2 separate regions of the Homo sapiens genome follow, and region 1 is linked to region 2. The links are chromatin contacts, found by Hi-C in ENCODE. All regions are on one chromosome and are shown on one strand. The core of a region is the stretch at or near the end of the contact, and the rest is flanking DNA. Distances in the headings are between cores, read along the strand shown.

Region 1 (5,472 bases), core at 173-2,672, 280 kb before region 2:
GTCTCCATGACTCATAATGGGCACTCCAGCCTGGGCAACAGAGCAAGACTCCATCTTAAAAAAAAAAAAAGTACACTATACATTGTAAATTGAGATTCAACATAACCTGGATGTGGTGCCACTCCCCAACCTGGAGGATCACCAAGGCAGGGCTGTCATTACACACCTGTGGTGTATAGCAGTGGTTTCTCAAGATGAGGACCTCTTTTAATCCCTTTTCCCCACCAAAGAATCAGACCTTACGTAGTGGAAGTTGTGCTTTTATTATCTAATGGTGTATGTAAGGCAAAAGACATTTGGATTTCAATAGGATTTTTAGATAAATTTATAGGTTTTAAAAATTAGCCACAACAGTCTCTTTATATGTTTGAAAAATAGCATTACATATATGTATAAAGCAAAAACCCGTGAGAGATCCTGGGGAGAAGAATTGCCTGGAGGGGGAAATTGAGTCCATCTCCAATGTTCAGCACCTCTTCTCTTTCTATTTTTGACCCCCTGGTTTCCTGTAGACATCCACACAAATCTTGAGGTAGAAGTGAAAACAATGCTGTCAGCAGTTTCACGTCTGTCACCATTGAATTCATGCCCTGACATGTGCCTCCTACTCAGAAAGTTATCTGGTGATTATATCACTTCTGTGATATCATCCTTCCTGAAAGTGTCCTTACCCAGCACATGACCACCAACTGTCACATGATTGCATCACTGCCACAGGGGAGCCCAGGACACAGCACACAAATCGGATTAGTCCAGCCTGTAAACTAAGCCTTTGCTTAATAGCCTGGAATTGCCCTCCACCCCTCAGCCCTCAGGCCTGAAATCCTATTCAGCCCTCAAACCTAGTACACATGTCCTCTCCCTACGCACACTCTCCTGGCCTTCACCTCGCCCTCAGCATTGAACAATCCCCTTCAGGACTCGCAGAGCCCTCTGGGATCGCCCCCCTCAGCTCTCATCCCTCGCTAGGCACTTGAGGGCTGGGGAAGTCTTACTTATTGCTGTGGCCCCAGCACCCCACACAAGGCCACATGTGTGACATTTAGTTGGTAATTCTTTTTTTTTTTTTTTTTTTTTTGAGACGGAGTCTCGCTCTGTCGCCCAGGCTGGAGTGCAGTGGCACGGTCTTGGCTCACTCTGCCTCCCGGGTTCACACCATTCTCCCGCGTCAGCGTCTCGAGTAGCTGGGACTACAAGGCGCCCGCCACTACGCCCGACTAATTTTTTGTATTTTTAGTAGAGACAGGATTTCACCATGTTAGCCAGGATGTAGTTGGTAATTCTTAAATGTTGGTTAAACTCAGCTGTTACCTGCTAGTAGGACAATTCATGTGCCCCATTCTGGCAAGGGTAAGGTTAACACTTGTGGTTTTAGAGACTTCTAGTTCCACTTTCCAGTTTACTTTTGCTTCTCTCCCTATTCAAACCAGCAGGAAAAGAGAGTAGTAGTTCAGGAGTTGTTGCCAAAATCCAGAGCCTTATCGGGGGAATACACAGGAAGGGACAGACCTCAGATGCATTTTAAGATATTGAGAGACAGAGTCTGAGTATAAATCATATACTGGGGGAAGGAGGCAAATGGCTTAAAATACTTTTTTTTTTTTTTTTAGCACTGTGATGTTCTGAGTCAAAGATGACTCAGGCTTCAAGCCTGGATGATTGGATCATGGTGGCAGCTATTACCGTAAAAAGAGGAGGAACAACTTTGGGGAAGATGTTGATTTGCTTTTGGATGGATTGAGTTTAGACTGTTGTCAGGACACTAAGTGGACACATAATGCAAACAGTTGCTTTCATAGATGAGGGTGAATGCTAAGGATCAGAGAGGATTCCAAGGCCTTCCTGGGGCCTAGGAAGACTCAGGCACTGGGATACTCTCATCACCCCCATACTCTTCTTAAGGGGAAGAAACCTACCTCCTCTGAGATGGTGGGGCAGAGGGGAGTTGTGATGGTCATCCCAGGGCTTGGGGTGTGCCCAAGAGTGAGATCAGAGATGTGTTTGAGGCTGTGGGGAGCAGCGTATGTCACTTTCAGAATGTCAGACTTGGGACCACTCAACAAGGAGATCAAGGGCTGGGTGAGAATTCAGCAATTATGGAAGATTTATGTTTCAATATAATATCCTTTTTCCTATAGAGATTTAAAACTTTTAAAATGTAATATTGACACATAAAATTTTAAAACAAGATGAGTATGTGAAGGCCATTCCTGACACTTATGAAAAGACATTAAGCTCTCCTTTAAAGTTAAGCCTCTCTGTGCCTGACCTTCTCTCCCTGCCTTTGTCTATGCCACTAAGATTACTGCCTTTAGTTCAATTCAAGGAGCTTTTATTGCATGCTTACAATGAATTATAGTGTTTTGGGGACACAGCGAAAGAGAAAATATAGCCCCTGCTTTTAAAGACCTTACAATCTCATCATAGAGGCCTGACATACATGCAGTAAGCTATTAACCACCATTGCAAGGCAGCATAGTTACTGACTGATAGAACATACGGGTGACCAGTTTCCCTGGGGAAGATAGAACTGGAAGTGGACCCTGAATCATTGGTAGAATATAAAAGTGGGGGTGGGTGGGAAGGAGAAGGAGCAAAAAGGCATGGAGGTGACATTGACCATAGTATGTTTTAGGGGAATGCTGGCTTCAGCACACTGGGGAAAATGGCAGATAATTTTTGTTAGGCAGAGTAGGGCCAGACTGAGGAGCCCTATTTAGCTAATACGTCTTAGTTGCAAGTGCTAAGAACCAACGTGAGCAGGCTAAACTGTATAACATGGTGGTTAGAGCTCAGATTCTGAAGTCAGATGGCCTTGGTGTGAATCCTGATTTTATCTATTGCTGACTGTAGTGGACAAGTTACTTAATTTCTTTGTCCCTGTTTCCTCATATGTAAAATGAAGTAATACATGGATTCACTGGGAGGATTAAATAAGATAATTTGTGTAAGCTAATTGGAACTTTACTTGGCACATAGTAAATGTTCAGGAAGTTTTATCTTTTTTGTTGATAATGTTGACAATGTTGATAATTATGATGACAAAGCAAAGGAGAATTTATAAGGACACAGGGGTGTCTTATGGAATTCAAAGTCAGAAATGCCACTAGATTTTAATATGGGACTAGATCAGAAAGCCATCAGGGAAAGCAGGAAGCTGTCAGGGACCCAGTCACCATCTTCTGTTTCTGTTTCTCTTAGGAGAACTGCAACATGTTTCTGTTTTCCAACAGAGCAGTCTTCCCTGTTTCTCTGTTCTCATGGTGGAATATGTTTGCCCTCAGCTCCTGAGTTCACATGGAACAATTCCAACAACCAGAAGACAAGTACGGCTGCCTCTTAGTCATAATTTCAGACTTTCAGGAAGGAAATCTACCTTGTCCAGATTCAGTCAGCTGTCTACTTCTGGTCCATTAAGCTGGGTCTGAGGACAGGGTCATGCAGTACAATTGGGGCTGCCCATCTTCTAGATGGGGGTCAGTTCTTAGAGAAAGGGATGACTCTTAAGTTCAAAAGATATCTCAAGCTCTTTCCCTTTCGTGTGCCACTGAAGATTCTGGTGTCACCATGGGCCGCTGCCCCACCCAGTGTTACCATTATTGTAAGAACAACACAAAGCCTCTCTTCTGGCGAGGTGTTGCTGATGCCGAGATTCCCATCTTTGACCTGGGGTGGAAGAAGGTAAAAGTGGATGAGTTTCCACTCTGTGGCCACATGGTGTCAGATGAATATGAGCAGCTCTCCTCTGAAGCCCTGGAGGCTGCCTGAATTTGTGCCAATAAGTACATGATGAAAAGTTGCGGCGAGGATGGCTTTCATATCCAAGTGCGGCTCCACCCCTTCCACGTTATGCACATCAACAAGACGTCCTGTGCTGGGCTGACAGGCTCCAAACAGGTATATGAGGTGCCTTTGAAAAGCCCCAGGGCACTGTGGCCAGGGTTCACATTGGTCACGTCATCGTGTCCATCGGCACCAAGCTGCAGAACAAGGAGCATGTGATTGAGGCCCTGCACAGGGCCAAGGCCAAGTTCCCTGGCCACCAGAAGATCCACATCTCAAAGAAGTGGGGCATTACCAAGTTCAATGTGAAGACATGGTGGCTGAGAAACGGCTCATTCCAGATGACTGCGGGGTCAAGTACATCCCCAGTCGTGGCCCTCTGGACAAGTGGTGGGCCCTGCACTCATGAGGGCTTCCACTGTGCTGCCCCTCCTAAGGCCCAACAATAAATCCTACTTTCTGTCCACCTGAAAAAAAAAAAGACACCTCAAACTGACTAGGAATCTACTACAGCAGTGGTCCCCAACATTTTTGGCACCAGGGACTGGTTTTGTGGAAGACAATTTTTCCACAGACCAGTACAGTGCTGGGACAGTGGTGAGGGGGATGATTTTCAGGATGAAACTGTTCCACCTCACATCATCAGGCGTTAGTTAGGTTCTCATAAGGAGAGCACAGTCTGGATCCCTTGCATGCACGGTTCACAATAGGGTTCACACTCCTGGAATCCAGTGCCACAGCTGACCTGACAGGAGATGGAGCTCAGGTTTAATGTTCACTCACCCAGGGGTTGAGGACTCCTGTACTAGAGCACTCTAGCCTTCTGACCTGAGGAATATGATTTTTAAGGCAATGGTATTCATTTAGGAATTCCAACGTCTGGTAAACGACCACTGAGGTCTCAGGATATGAGTGAGAAAATGAGTGTATTCTATACTTTAGGCTCTATTGAGGATAATGTTAAGGAAAATTCCACTCCAAATTTGTCTCTGAAATAGATCTTTGTGGTCCAAGAGTGAAGATAAGTTATGCATATGTAGCAGAATATCATTTTGATATATTCACCAATGTAAATTTTTCCAAGAATTGTCTGTGACCCTGTGACTCTATCCTTTTTGGGCAATAGGTCATGAAAGATCTGCTGCCTCAAGGAAGATCGACAGAGCAGAAGCAAAAACAAAAGGGTCAAGGCAGATTTGTGGCTTTAGCTGTTTTTAAAAATGATGTAGAATAATATCTGATCGAGAAAGACAATAAAGATTAGAGTAGCAATTATCACACTAGAGACTGGAAAACCAAAGTTGGTTCCTCAAAAAGATCAATGAAATTGCCAAATCTTTATCTAGACTTACCAAGAAAAAAAGAGAGAAGACTTAAATTACTAAAATCAGGAATAAGAGAGGAGGCATCATTACTGACCTTATAGAAATAAAAAGAATTATAAGAGAATACTGCAAACAATTGTGTACCAACAAATTAGATAAATAAAATGGACAGCTCTTAGAAAGGTACAAATTACTGAAATAGATTCAAGAGAAAAAGAAAATCTGAATATATCTATAACAAGTGAAGAGATTAAATTAGTGAAAAACTACTCGCAAAGAAAAGCCAACACTGAGATGGCTTCAGTGGTTAATTCTGCCAATAATTAAGCCTTAGAAGTGAAAATACTTCCTGGGACCATTTATT
Region 2 (5,319 bases), core at 894-3,393:
GCACACCAACATGGCACATGTATACCTATGTAACAAACCTGCACGTTGTGCACATGTACCCTAAAACTTAAAGTATAATAAAAAAAAAGAAATTAAAAAAAAAAAAAAGAAAACAGAAGCACTCAAAATGTTTTCCTGAACAGGAGCTTGGTCATTTTTCTCCAGATGGATTTTCTGGGCTCCTTTGCTATCTGGATTCCTCAAAGAAAATAGTTACTAAGTGTCAAGCATGGCTTTAGGTGGGTTTTTATTTGTTTGTTTGTTTTATAGCATTCTCCATTCTATAACTGTAGACAACCCATGAAACAGACAAAATGATCTCCATTTTGAAAATAGGAAAGTTGATTCTCAGAGAGAATAGATAAATTGCCCAATGGCCTGGAGCTAGGAAGTGCCAGAGTTGGGATCCAAACCCAGGTGTGTGTGCTGCCAAAGCCCATGCTTTTTCTGTGATACCACAAGTGATGAAGAATAGAAAAAGCCCCAAGCTACACCTACCATGGTTCAAACACTCCCCAACAGGAAGGCAGGTCCTATAGTGGCAACTTTGGAGGTGTGATTTGAGGAGAGTGGATTGGCTCCTTGCCGTTGACTGCCAAAATGCCTGAAATCCTACCACTACAGGTCTGATCTTTAAGTGTTCAACAGCTCATGGTTAATATCTATTTTTAAGTTCCTTTTGAAAAAAAAATAGCAAAAAAGTTTGAAAAATTAAAATTATATATAAATATAGAGTACAGAATGTCTCTTTAAAAACTACCTCTTCCCCAGTATATTAAATAATAAAAAATGACACACAATGGCAGGTGGATCACCTGAGGTCAGGAGTTCAAGACCAGCCTGACCAACATGGTGAAACTCCATCTCTGCTAAAAAATACAAAAAAAAAAAAAAAAAAAATTAGCCCGGCATGGTGGCGGGTGCCTGTAATACCAGCTACTCGGGAGGCTGAGGCAGGAGAATCACTTGAACCCAGGAGGCAGGCGGAGGTTGCAGTGAGCTGAGATGGCACCACTGCACTTTAGCCTGGGCAACAAGGGCGAAACTCTGCCTCACACACACACATAAAAACCACACACACACACACACACACACACACACAAACCACACACACACACTGAAATGTTAATAGTAGTTACTGCTAAGTGGTAGAAAATCAATGATTTTTGCTTTTCTCTATTTTTAATTTTGCTTTTCTAAATTTTCTGTGAAGGGGATATAGTAAAAGCATTTTTTTTAAAAGAAAGAAATGGGATTTTACAAAACAAGTTTCATTTAGGAAGATGGAGGGGCTTCTGAAATCAGTGACCCAAGTTCTAAATGTTTGCTGAAGTCCTTTCCAGTGACCCTGTTGAGGTTATTACCCCTTGTGAAGCAGAAATATTTGCCCAACCTGCTGGCCTGGGATGGCTGAGGACTAGCTCTGCTATCCTGCTGAGCAAGGCAGCCTGGAGCCCGGTTCCCCGGGTGGGGGTCCCTGCCCTCCTCATTTTTAGGCTCTCAGATGCCAAGCCAAACCAGCACTTTCCTGCAGAGGTGTCCAGGTCCTCCTCTGGTCCACTCTGTGACTTATCCCTGCCGGGGCCCTCAGGTCTCTGCTGTCAATGCTGTCTCTTTCCCAATGACAGCGATTCTCCTTCTACCAAAGCAGATGCACTGAGGGCCCATCTAGAGGAACAAAAGGTAATAAGATCTTTGCCTTCAAGAAGCCAAGAAGGGAATGGGTAATTATTGTGAAACTAGTATGCAGTGGTCCCTGAGCTACACACTTTTTTTTTTTTTTTTTTTTTTGAGATGGAGTCTTGCTCTGTCACCCAGGCTGGAGTGCAGTGGTGCAATCTTGGCTCACTGCAACCTCCGTCCTTCCAGGTTTAAGCAATTCTCTGCCTCAGCCTCTGGAGCAGCTGGGATTACAGGCCCATACCACCATGTATTTTTAGTAGAGACAGGGTTTCACCATCTTGGCCAGGCTGGTCTTGAACTCCTGATCTCGTGATCCACCCGCCTTGGCCTCCCAAAGTGCTGGGCTTACAGGCGTGAGCCACCGTGCCCAGCCTAGCTATACACTTCTTATCCATTATTTGTACCCAGTGCAATCCTCACAGTCACCTTATGAGGGAGGTATTTATCTCTGTTTTGTAAATGAAGAAACTGAAGCTCAGAGGTATTACGTCACTTGGCCAGTATGAACATATCAAACAAAATATGCTAAGGGCCCTAGACAGGCACAAAAATTGTAACAAAAGTTCTTTTAAAAAGATTACAGCTGGTGGGGAAGTCAGGCAGAGCTTTTAGATGTTGAACAAGAACAGGAAATTGTGTGCGTTTTTAGAGAGCCAGCTGTCTTGAGAGGGACCACGTTGGGGAGTGCTGAGACAGGACCCTCATGCTCAGGGGCTCACAGTGTTGTGAGCTAAGTGGATAAACAACCAGTCAAGGTGCTGCAATAAGAACTCTGACACTGGTGCAGAGGAATGATTTGATATGATGTGAGATGCTATCATATGATGTAATTGACGTGACGCAATATACATTACAATACATGCAGACCGCTCATCTAAGTGCCTAGCATATAATAAGTACTTAGTAAATGTCATACACTTTCTTTTGGGGCAGGAAACAGAGAATAGTATAAACAAGGTGAAAGGCAAGAAATAATGTGGTGAATTCCAGGAATGCTGACTAGACCAGTCCAGTGGAAGAGAAACATTAGGGAACTTGGGGGCATTTTTACTGACTGTCTGGGAAGATTGCATTCTATCTTGATCTCTACTTCCAGATAAATCTTTCTAAAACACTACCTTGATGATAAAGCTCCCCTACACCAAAACAATCAATAGCTTCCCATTGCCTGTAGAATAATGTCCAATACTGGCAGCTTTGGGACTAGACCTTCAGCTTCCTCATCAGGGCCAACCCTGAAGTTCTTCCCTTCAAAGAAATAGGCTTTTGTGTGTGTGTGTGTGTGGGAAGAGGGAGGGGAGGTAATCTAGAAGAAAAGACTTGCCACAAAAAGAAAAAAATAAGGAGTCCCTTTAGGGTCAGAAGGGACAACCTCTCGTGGTTCGTCAACGAAAGGGGAAGTGAGAGGACTCACTCTTCTCTAGCTGTTGCCTGAAATTTCTTTAGGAAAGGTAAGAGCCTATCTGACTCACACATAAAAGACTGGTTGAGAGTGATGAAAGTGTCTGGGTCCACAAGTCATCAGTAGCGAATGAGCCAGTGGGGAGAGCTTAAGAGGGACTCCCACAGGGTGCCTCTGGGTGTGTGTGTTTGGGGTGGGAGTGGTTGTGGCTGAGGAAGGGTGGTGCTGAGTAGAGAAAAAGATTCAAATGCTGTGAACATAGAAAACAAACCTGCAAGACATCCCCATGTGACCTTGGTCTTAGAGCTGGCCCTATTCATCTTGTACATAGAAACTGTACAGAAGGGTTTTGTCCCATTGATGAAGCTGCTGTGCTTTGTGTAATTGATAAAGGCTTATGTGGTTCATCCTTTCTACTGTCTGTGGAGAAAGCTTTGTTATTAGGAGATTTGTAGGGGGAGACATCACTCACTCCATGGGGCTGCTGATGGAGGACAGAAAGATCTCAGTCAATCCCCAGCACATTCCTAGGCAACAACAACTCATTTAAAATCATTTAAATCCTCAGTTTAACTGCATAAAGCACACATCAGTGGAATCACCTGATCAAAGTTTTATTTACTGGATGAGCAGCTTTCTTGCCACCTGCTCCTTGGGATACCACTGGTGGAGGCTCTTAAGTGCTAATGGATACAGAGAACGGCCGCATGTGCCTGAGAGTGAGCCCCAGGGGAGAAGGTCGTGAACTGAGCAGATTAATGAGAGAGAAGCAAACTTGTTTCTTGAACTGTATGCTTCACTAACACTGATCATCTTAAGAATGAGGACAATGTAAATTTTTTTCTACTCTGAGTGTGTCCAGGCCACCTCTCTTTTTTTTTCTTGCATACCTCATGGGTGCTTATGGGGATGAATTAACCATCATTATTTCATTTAATTCTTAAAACTCTGAGATGTAGGCATTACTACTCCTATTTTCAGATGGGAAGCTAACATTCTGTATGGTTAGACAACTTGTCCAAGCTCAAACAGCTAGTGGCAAACTGGGGTGCAGTTATAAGTCTGTTTGAATCCAAAATTCATGCACTTTCCAGTACATTTTATAAGCATAACCTCCACACTAGGGAAACCAAGTCACAGACCAAGAATGAGGAAGACCAGAAAGCAGCAGAAGGTAGAGACTGACTTCACAACTAAGTGCAACTTGATGAGAGAGAACGACTTAGATAACAAATTAAGAAACATGGATTCTTGCCCTAATCTACACGTATGAGATTCTTGACCTTTTAGGAGAGTAACTTTCCTCTTCTTTGAATTCCCCTAGGTATCTTCCAGGCAGTAGGTGCTGGGGTACCCAACAGTTACAGCAACATGAACCAGTTGTATGTCCTCCAGCAAATCAGCCACTGCCAGCCTCAGACTTTCATCTGTGCTAGAAACAAGTTCTGGATCCAAATGATTTCTGGATCCTTGTGTTTCTTCCAGGTCTAACCTCCTTCTAGGATCTGTCAGCTTCTTGGATGACACTGGGAGGAGAGGCTGGGCTGGAAATTAAGAAGGCAGATTCGGTTTCTATCTGCCAGTGTTCAGGTCCTGACTCCTACCAGCTCTGGTTTACAGCTAGGTCTTTCAGGACAAAACATTAGGGTAATTTTTTGTTTGTTTGTTTTGTTTTTGTTTCTCATTTGTACTGTTAATGGTTCCCCAGCTCACTCCACCCATATAAACGGAAATTTCTGTTAAATAAAATATAAACTTCAATCTCAAGAGGTTTATACATATCTCCTTTGCTATGGCTAGACTCCCCTTAACCCCAAGGCTATTTTTATTTTTACGGGGGCTGGAATCCTCCAGGGACTTAGCTCTAAAAGACGCCTAGTTCATCTGAAGGTCCTCTCTGCACTGATCTCACCATGCCCTAAGAGTGAGAAATCCCTTTTGCTTATTGTACCCTCTGGTTTCCCAGGCTGTAGAGCTTCCTAATGGTTTCCAGACCTACGGCACTATGGGGGCTTCTCGTTTTTGTATTTTTCTAAAATCAATTTTACTGACGGGAGATGGGGAACATTTATAAAAAATGACGTCATCTTGGGCCAGCTACGACTATGTGAAGAACAGCCAGGTAAAGCTTATCAGTTCCTCGCTGTGCCCCAGCCCCCACACCAGCATCCTTTCATTTCCTGCCCAATATTCCCGAGCCACAGGCAGCCATTGTTTCCAGAACCGCTTTGCTT

The links. A loop is a pair of places that touch in the nucleus more often than their neighbours do. Pooled maps may share reads with other maps.
Region 1: a pooled map shows a loop between it and region 2 (8-fold over the local background). The contact joins two enhancer-like sites. A Hi-C loop is called at or near these places in 1 of 168 maps with a recorded cell type or tissue (sciatic nerve), 1 of 37 single-sample maps with no recorded cell type and 7 of 50 pooled maps.

What each region holds. Positions count from the first base shown.
Region 1 is chr3:119,634,246-119,639,717 of GRCh38, reverse strand. It overlaps the pseudogene RPL10P7. Among named protein-coding and RNA genes, the nearest start is that of POPDC2, 24 kb to the left of the region's middle. RefSeq lists an enhancer at 409-918. Within about 2 kb of position 1,422, at least 27 of the 41 ENCODE cell types and tissues checked have a DNase peak (open chromatin) inside an H3K27ac peak, as active enhancers do.
Region 2 is chr3:119,350,260-119,355,578 of GRCh38, reverse strand. All of the region lies in intron 1 of ARHGAP31 (Rho GTPase activating protein 31), which reads right to left. Among named protein-coding and RNA genes, the nearest start is that of ARHGAP31-AS1, 30 kb to the right of the region's middle. RefSeq lists enhancers at 3,467-3,516, 3,314-4,011. Within about 2 kb of position 2,143, at least 8 of the 41 ENCODE cell types and tissues checked have a DNase peak (open chromatin) inside an H3K27ac peak, as active enhancers do.